Linked DNA regions of Homo sapiens: all the other regions are linked to region 2. Evidence: chromatin contacts called from ENCODE Hi-C data. All regions are on one chromosome and are shown on one strand. Each heading gives the region's core, a stretch centred on a gene start or an enhancer-like site at or near the end of the contact. The rest is flanking DNA. Distances are from core to core; before and after follow the strand shown. Region 1 holds the start of RNASEH1-DT (RNASEH1 divergent transcript). Region 2 holds the start of ACP1 (acid phosphatase 1). Region 3 holds the start of EIPR1 (EARP complex and GARP complex interacting protein 1).

The links. A loop is a pair of places that touch in the nucleus more often than their neighbours do. Pooled maps may share reads with other maps.
Region 1: a map of CD14-positive monocyte shows a loop between it and region 2 (10-fold over the local background). The contact joins the promoter of RNASEH1-DT here to the promoter of ACP1 in region 2. A Hi-C loop is called at or near these places in 1 of 168 maps with a recorded cell type or tissue (CD14-positive monocyte), 1 of 37 single-sample maps with no recorded cell type and 10 of 50 pooled maps.
Region 3: a map of CD14-positive monocyte shows a loop between it and region 2 (13-fold over the local background). The contact joins the promoter of EIPR1 here to the promoter of ACP1 in region 2. A Hi-C loop is called at or near these places in 3 of 168 maps with a recorded cell type or tissue (CD14-positive monocyte, CD4-positive, alpha-beta T cell and naive thymus-derived CD4-positive, alpha-beta T cell), 3 of 37 single-sample maps with no recorded cell type and 13 of 50 pooled maps.

The regions. Positions count from the first base shown.
Region 1 is chr2:3,557,059-3,559,758 of GRCh38, reverse strand. RNASEH1-DT (RNASEH1 divergent transcript) reads right to left here and starts at 1,373. Exons shown (of 3, transcript NR_038429.1): 1 at 761-1,373; 2 at 30-311. RNASEH1 (ribonuclease H1) reads left to right here and starts at 1,426. Exons shown (of 8, transcript NM_002936.6): 1 at 1,426-1,626. The coding sequence starts at 1,499. RefSeq lists silencers at 975-1,294, 1,665-1,764 and an enhancer at 1,325-1,574.
Region 2 is chr2:263,587-266,286 of GRCh38, reverse strand. It overlaps ACP1 (acid phosphatase 1), which reads right to left and starts at 1,340. Exons shown (of 6, transcript NM_004300.4): 1 at 1,280-1,340. The coding sequence starts at 1,322. SH3YL1 (SH3 and SYLF domain containing 1) reads left to right here and starts at 2,255. Exons shown (of 10, transcript NM_015677.4): 1 at 2,255-2,303. The coding sequence starts at 2,303. RefSeq lists an enhancer at 1,230-1,279 and silencers at 1,630-1,709, 1,780-2,359.
Region 3 is chr2:3,376,434-3,379,133 of GRCh38, reverse strand. EIPR1 (EARP complex and GARP complex interacting protein 1) reads left to right here and starts at 1,316. Exons shown (of 9, transcript NM_003310.5): 1 at 1,316-1,486. The coding sequence starts at 1,445. RefSeq lists enhancers at 1-474, 475-991, 1,263-1,312, 1,333-1,512, 1,533-1,812 and a silencer at 1,033-1,092.

The sequences.
Region 1 (2,700 bases), core at 124-2,623, 3.3 Mb before region 2:
CTTCGATTTCACAGAGGAACACAACTTACCACGCCAATGTACGCGTCGCTTTTGCCTGGGCCGTTCCTTCTTCCTAGAATGTCCTGCTTCTTTCTCTTTGTCTAACTCATGTGAATGAACTTTTTAAAAAATTAGTATCCTTCAAAACTGTATTTGCTCAGGCGTTCTGATGTGAGGCCCTCCTGACTCTCCAGGTGCGGGTGCTTCTCTGCTCTGTGTCTCTCACCTCCAACAGCTTGTTCTGCCTGCGCACTATTTGCTGATGTGTTATCTCCGGGGATTCTCGAATTTCTCACCTTCATCCCCAAGGCCTGACAAAATACATGGCAGGTGTGCAAAAGGCTTGTTAGAAGACCTTAAGAAAATTAAAGAAAAGTGGTTTAAAAATAATTCGAATAACAATGTTTGCCAATGGAGACTTTTTTTTTTTTTTTGAGACGGAATCACGCTCTGTCGCCCAGATGCAACCTCCACCTCTCGAGTTCGAGCGCCTCTCCTGCTTCAGCCTCCTGAGTAGCTGGGATTACAGGCGCAGGCGACCACGCCCGGCTAATTTTTGTATTTTTAGTAGAGACAGGGTTTCATCATATTGGCCAGGATGGTCTCGATCTCCTGACCTGGTGATCCACCCGCCTTGGCCTCCCAAAGTGCTGAGATTACAGGCGTAAGCCACCACGCCCCTCCAACCCATGAACACTTTTAAAATTACTTGATTTGCTTACAGAGCAAAAGGTCAAATGGGGAGAATTCTAAAAGTTACCTTCTCAACTCAGTTTTCTCCCGGGTCGTGGTGCTTGAGGCACTGGATATCCCCTGGTTAAACACCCACGTGCAGTGGAGCAGGGAGGGGACGCGCCCCTTCGGGGGTGGGCGCCCAAGGCAAGGGGAGGAATGCGGCTTCCACGGCCTCCCCTCTCGCCCTCCTTTGTGCTTATTCTAATTCATGAATTCTAACATCTTTCTGCCCACTAAAAAATGTGCATTCATTCATCTGGCCACAGCCCTTACTGTAGATCCGCATCCCTGGAGCTCTCGAGGAGCCGCGGTTACCGCACGTGGGTGCCGGGCGCCAGGGGGTTCAAGGGCTTCCCGCGGTGACCCGAGCACGCCGGGGCGTGGCCCCCGAACTGCGGCCTGGGGGCGGGGAGAGAAGGGGCCCAACATGGTCCATCTCGACCTTCCTCTGCCGGGCCCAGGGCTTCAGCCCCGCTCCCATAGGCCCCGCCCCATCCCAGACCTCGCCCGCCTTCGGGATCTCAGCCCTGGCTCCGCTTCTTCAAGTACCGACAGGAAGTTGACGAGTTCGGGCTCGTCAGGGGCCGAGCTCCGGGCTCCGCCCTACGACACCGCCCCTCCCTAGGCCCCGGCCCTCATCAGGACTCCGCCCAGACGTGCGTCATCTTCCCGCGCCGGTGACGGAAGTGCGGTGTTGAGCGCCGGCGGCTCGCGCCCACGCTGGGCCGGGAGTCGAAATGCTTCCCGGTGCCGGGAGTGAGCGATGAGCTGGCTTCTGTTCCTGGCCCACAGAGTCGCCTTGGCCGCCTTGCCCTGCCGCCGCGGCTCTCGCGGGTTCGGGATGTTCTATGCCGTGAGGAGGGGCCGCAAGACCGGGGTCTTTCTGACCTGGTGAGTGGCCCGCCCGCCGAGGCGCCTCCCTGCCGGCATCGGGGTCGAGGGAGGCCGGAGCCCGGCTAACCCCGGCGGCGGGAGCCTGGCGGTCCGAGTCTGTGCCGCGCGCTGTGGCTGTGGGTGGTCGGGGGACCGCCTCGTTTTCCTGCTCGGCCGGCGGGGTTCCAGGAGGCTCATGGCCTGGGACTGGAACGCACCGAAGACTTGTTTGAAATATCAGAAACGTCGCGTAAAGGTTAGGGGTGGCCTAATAAACCCTGTGTTTAATCCTCCATCTTTGTTGCAGTTAAAGTGCAACAAAAAGTGACACGTAATCAGAACGAACCCCCGTTACCAGAAGACTTTCCGTACCAGCTAAATTGGGATTGGAACTCAGTACCTAATCTTCCCTTTTAAAAAAGGCAAATTCTAATAAGCCAGTATTTGCAGTTGGATCCTTGTAACAACCCTTGGAGGTGAGAGGGATTATTCTCACTTTCAGGTATAGTTCTTGGGGTCAGGAAGTTCCCAGGGCATGTAACTGACAGAGAAAGGACTTGAGCCCAGCTGTTCTGACTGTACCACCAGAACTCTTCCCACTACAAGATACCAAAGTTCGTTACCTGTGTTTCCCCATGCACGGCAGCTACAGTATTGAGGAAGAAGCATCTCAGAAGTTGACCTTTTTGTTGTAAAGAAATGGTTAATATTTTTTTCAAAGACCGCAGTATTTTGTTATGCTTTGAGTTTGACGAAAGCCTTATGGTGCTGGTGTGCTGGCTGGCTGGCATACAGTAGAACACAGGTGTAGAGTCTGACGTGCAGGATAAAACTATAAGGTGCGACTCTGCCCTTTTCACGCAAAAATTGGTCCTCTATATCCAGTTTGCATCCTCAGTTTCAGCTAACCATAGATCAAAAATATTTGGAAAAAATTAAAATAGAATACAGTTTTAAAATACGCATAAAAAGACAATACAACTATATAGATTGTATTAGGTATTATAAACTAGAGATGATTTAAAGCATGCAAGAAGATGTGTGTGGGTTATTTGCAAATACACCATTTTATGCAAAGGACTTAAGCATCCT
Region 2 (2,700 bases), core at 91-2,590:
TTCTAATTCGTCTTTCACAGAAGTTAACTTCTACAAAACCTAGTCAGCGTTTATCATATATTGTCCTAAAGCTGAAAACAAAATGAAAAATAAGCCACAGTTATTGCCATCGACAAAATTAAACTCAGCTGGGATTTCAACAGACTATCAAATAATTATAGTAAAATTTGTGTAATAAAAGATGTCGATAAGGAATCACACCTTTTCTGTATTACATCTTTTACTATATTACACAAATTATAGTAAAATTTGTGTAATAAAAGATGTCGATAAGGAAGCAACTCATGATCTGGGAAAGCAAAGGAGGAAATATTTAGGTTTGACTTTATAAAATAAAAAGGCTTTCCAGGCAAAATGCATAATGGGCACCCAGCGATGAAGGCTCAGTAAGCATGTGAAGTGCTACCGAACAACGAAAGGTTCTGGAAGGCAGTGTCCCGAGGGTGTGAGCAGGAAAAGGTACAGGAGATAAAGTGAGGAGTCTGTAAAAATAAACAGAAACTGCAGGAAATGCAAACTCACAGAAGGTTTTAAGTAACCGGACTACTGACAATTTAGGCCTTCCTCTCAGGGTGGAGGCACCGAGGAATATAACCTTGTAGTGCTACACCAAAGGAAGATCCCTGAAGACCAAACGGAAAATAAATTATGTTTGAAGTAAGGCAAGCTAAGTGTTGAAATTCTAGGAGTGAAAATAATTTAAGCTGGAAAGTTCCTGAAAAGCCATTAATAAAATACACTTTCATTTTTCATGGGCCAAAGTTATATAGGGACCTCCAGGTCTCCTTTGCTTGGCTTTTACAATCAAGAAACCCGAAACCGTAAAACTTCATCTCCCTTTAACTCAGATCCCTATCTAAGCATGGGCTAAGGAAACTAGCAAACAAAACAATGTTGTCATAGGACTCAGGAGGCCCCTAAGAGACCACATCAGTCCGACAACCTCCAGGCCTACCTGGGCCCATTGGAGGGGAACGAGAGGGATTCTAGTAGTCGCAAAGAAAGTACCTTGGCTTGTAGGGGCTGTGGCTGCAGATGCCAAGAGCCCCGGATATATGGCAGGCGCGAGGGGACCCAGGTTTAGCGGGCAGGCTGGGCGGGTGCACGGGGCGGATGGGGAACAGGGGCGCTGCGGCACACTCCTAGAACACCCTAGGCCTCCCAGTCCCTGGCCTCCTCCCCCTCATGGTTCCTAGGCCGGCGGCACAACCTACAGCGCACAAGCCCGATCCAACTCTCCAGAGGACGTCAGAACATGAGTAAGTCGGCGCCCTCTTACCCAGACACACAAACAGCACGGACTTGGTAGCCTGTTCCGCCATCTTCCCGCGCGCAGAGGCGCCGAGACACCGCGGCGTTCCGCACGCCGACGCGGCGCAGGCGCACTGCCACCCTCTTGCCCCGCGCGCCTGCGCAGTCCCGCACCAACGCCAACAGGGCAGCGCGTGTGAGAGCCACGCCTGCGCAATCGGCTCCAGTGCGCCTGCGGAGGCGGTCCTATGACGGTAGTAGGACGGGCGGGGAGGGTCCGCGGGTCACCTGCAGGGACTGGGCCGCCGTTCACCTGCAGGGGCGGGGCTGCAGGTTGTCCGGAGGAGGAGGAGCTGCGGGGGTGGGGTCACCTGGAGGGAGTAGGGCCGCGGAAGGCGAGGGGGTGTGTGTGTGTGGTGGCGGGGGTTGGCGGGGGGGAGTCACCTGGAGGGGGCGGGGCTGCGGGTCGCTTGGAGGGGAAGGAGCCGCGGGAGGTAAAGGTTACCTATAGGGGACGGGGCCGCAGGAGAGGGGTACCTGGAGGAGGAAGGGCCGCGGGTCACCTGCAGGGCGGGCTCAGGCCTCGCGGCTCCGCGGGCCGCCCACCTGGGTTGGGGCACAGCGCGAGTCTCGCGCACGTGGCGGGCTGTGGTGCCTGTCGTTCGAGTTCGCATAGAGGGGCTGGGCGGGTCACGCGGGGAACCTGCCTTGAGCCCCGCGGGGTCCACGCCGGACCAGGGCGGCCTTGGGCCTGGGCGCTCCCTGAGACCCCCACCCCCAACACCGTGCTTGGAGCCGCCGCGGGGCTCTGGGCTTTTCGATCTTGAGGACGGGGCGGTTCCGAAGTCCCTGAGGGCGAAGGCCTGAGCGCGGCCCGGCGGGCGCGTGGTTTTTGTCCCGCGAAACGTACACGGCGGGTGTTTTGCGCCGCCTCCTTCGTCACCTGCCGCAGGTACGCCCTCGCTGGGGCCTCCTTGTCCGCGGGGCGGGGCAGCGCGCCTTCCTCTTCCTGGGCAGCCTCGGGACGGGGCGCCGCGGCCGGGCGGGCAGCAGTGAGTACCCGGGGACCCACCTGTCCGGCAGCACCCTCCCCTCTCAAGAGCTGGGCGGTGGTGGGAGGAGGAGGACGGGAAAACCGGCGATGCCTCTGGGGTTTCTAGGTCGCGCGTCTGTTAACCGCAAACCGCCCAAAGTTAAGATAGAGCAGCTTCCAGGACTTTCTTGACCACAGCGATTTTGATTGAAGTTTAGCCACCGTCTTTTCCATTTTTAGAAAAGCTATTCCGAAGTTTGGAATGATGACGATGGTCGTGTTATTTTTAACTTCCTGATATTTGAACGGCGAGGTGTCAGCGACCATCCTTCCGTTCCACAGAAGCGTCTCTGAAGTTTGGGTCGAATGCGCGCGCTTGGAATGTGCGTGGAACCCGCGGCAGGCGCGGGGAGGAG
Region 3 (2,700 bases), core at 67-2,566, 3.1 Mb before region 2:
AGGCTGGAGTGCAGTGGCGCGATCTCGGTTCACTGCAACCTCCGCCTCCCGGGTTCAAGCGATTCTCCTGCCTCAGCCTCCCGAGTAGCTGGGATTACAGGCGCGTGCCACCACGCTGGGCTAAGTTTCGTATTTTTAGTAGAGACGGGGTTTCACTGTGTTGGCCAGGCAGGTCTCGAACTGACCTTGTGATCCACCCTCCTCAGCCTCCCAAAATGCTGGGGTTACAAGCGTGAGCCACCGCGCCCGGCCTGCTCATTTGATTTCTCATGTAATCTCTAAAATTTCATACACTCAACAGATACTCATCCAGCCTTAACTCAATACCACGCGCCTTGCCCAACTGAGCAAAACGAGACCCAACCATTTCCGTCACGGAGATCAATAAAGGGTAGAGGGGAAAGCTAATCACAGAAATGGAGGAAAGGTGCGTGGTCCTGGAAGCCCCGGTGGAACCAGGCTAGCGGCGTGGTTCAGCTATGATGTATTTTGGAGTCCTTGCGATGCCATTTCTGCTGGCCCAAGGCCAGGGCAGGCACTTTGAGCAGGATGCGAAAGAGGGGCAGTCTCTCCACCACAAGTCTTTAGTCTTTGGAGACCTCTAGGAACCCCAGGGCCTTCCCTTCCGACTCCCATTCGGAGGCATATGCAGTCCAGGACCACCAGTGGTGCGGTGCCGGCTTTCATAACCCCATCCTTGGTAGTGCTTTCTTTGCCACACAGTGCTGGGCACCTGCAGAAATGCATTAGGCATGGCCCTGACTTAGGGCACCTTGGGCCGAACCTAAGGGAGTCAGCTCAGGTGCCCATCCTGGCTACCCAATGGACCAATGAGCGCTGCGACTGTGTTACTCAACTTTGCAGCGTCTCATCGGTAAAATGGAAGTGTAACAGCTTATTCATAGGGTTGGATGAAGCTCCTTATGGCAGTGCGTGTGAAGCGCTGGCCCAGCGCTCAGGAACGCCAAGTACATACAAATGACAATACATGGCGGCGCCCAACTACGGCGTGAGCGATTCTTAGATGCGATGGCTAGCTAAGGCTAATCGCCGCTTGCTCCCGACGGCCTGCGCTCGGAGCCGGCCTCCACCCACAGCCGGCCTCCGCGGCCCGCTCCGCCCACCAACTTATTTCCTCTGGGCCGGGTTCTCACCTCCAGGAGTCCCCGCGCTGAGAGCCCGGATGTGAGCCCAAGTGGCCATGCGCACAAGCCAGCGCCGCTGCCATTGGTCGCTGGTGAGGAACAGATTGATGACACATCCGAAAAATAGGAAGTGGCCACTACGGAAGCTGTTCTGGGCCAGAAAGACTTCCAGTTTGGAGTCGTTTGCTGCGGGGAGGGAATGAATGGGCGCTGGGAACACGCCCGCGAGGTGGGGACGCGCCGGCCGTAGCGAGGTCCTTAGCGTGTGAGTGGCCGGGGTCGGGTCGCTTCCCCGCAGCATGGAGGACGATGCACCAGTGATCTACGGGCTGGAGTTCCAGGTGGGTCACTGGGAGGGCGGCAGGTGCTGCTCGGCCTGGCTGTTGATAGCATGCGCGGTCCCATGGTGACTTCGGTTTGCAGATCTCCCACCAGCCCTGCAAGGACCCGTGTCTGTTCCCTAGTTCCCATTTTGCAGAGAAGTAAACTGAGGCTTTAGGAGGTTAAACGGTTGTACTGGATAACAGGGTTGGCCACAGCCGGCCTGCCTCCTTCCCCTTCACATCCTGTCCCGAACATGACTTCTGACCTGGAAGTTATCACTCACTTTGGTGGACTCATTTATTTACACGCCCACCTTTTCCTCTAGAATTTGAGTTCCTGAAGGTAGGAACTGTATGTTGTTTAAAATAAAAATGTTTGATTTTGAAACAATTTAAAGTATTTAGAAGAGTTGTAAAAATACATAGAAAGTTCTTCTTTACCCTCCACCCAGCTTCCCTTAATGTTAACACTTTACATAACCATCGTACATTTATCACAGCTTAGAAATTAACATTGGTACACTAATATTCAGTAAACCACAGACTGTCTTCGGATTCAACTGTTTTCACACTAGTTTTTTACCTTGTATTTTCCAGTGCCTTTTCATGACTGTCACATAGTAGGTGTTCAACAAATGACTATGAACCGAATGAGCCCCCAGAGCATAAGCAATGCACATGGTAGTTCAGGACAGCAAGAAAGCTGCCGTGGATAGAGTAAATGCGTCAGGGGGAATGAGGTAGGGGATGAGATGAGCGGGGGAGGAAGATGAGGATTGTGTAGGGCCTGTTAGAGCCCTGTCCTGGTTTTCATCTATTCAAGTAGCTTTTGAGAATGTGTTATGCCTAAAGCACTGAGGGACAGATAGAGAGATAGAAACACAGTTCACTGCCATATGAAATACTTGATACATAATTTTGTGCAGCAGTATGTGTTAAAGATATAAATGATGTCTGCTTTTTTTTTTTTTTTTTGAGATGGAGTCTTGCTCCGTTGCCCAGGCTAGAGTGCAGTGGCGTGACCTCGGCTCACTGCAACCTCCGCCTCCCGGGTTTAAGTGATTCTCCTGCCTCAACCTCCCAAGTAGCTGGGATTACAGGCACCCGCCACCACGCCCGACTAATTTTTGTATTTTTAGTAGATACGGGGTTTCACCATCTTGGCCTGGCTGGTTTTGAACTCCTGACCTTGTGATCTGCCTGCCTCAGCCTCCCAAAGTGTTGGGATTACA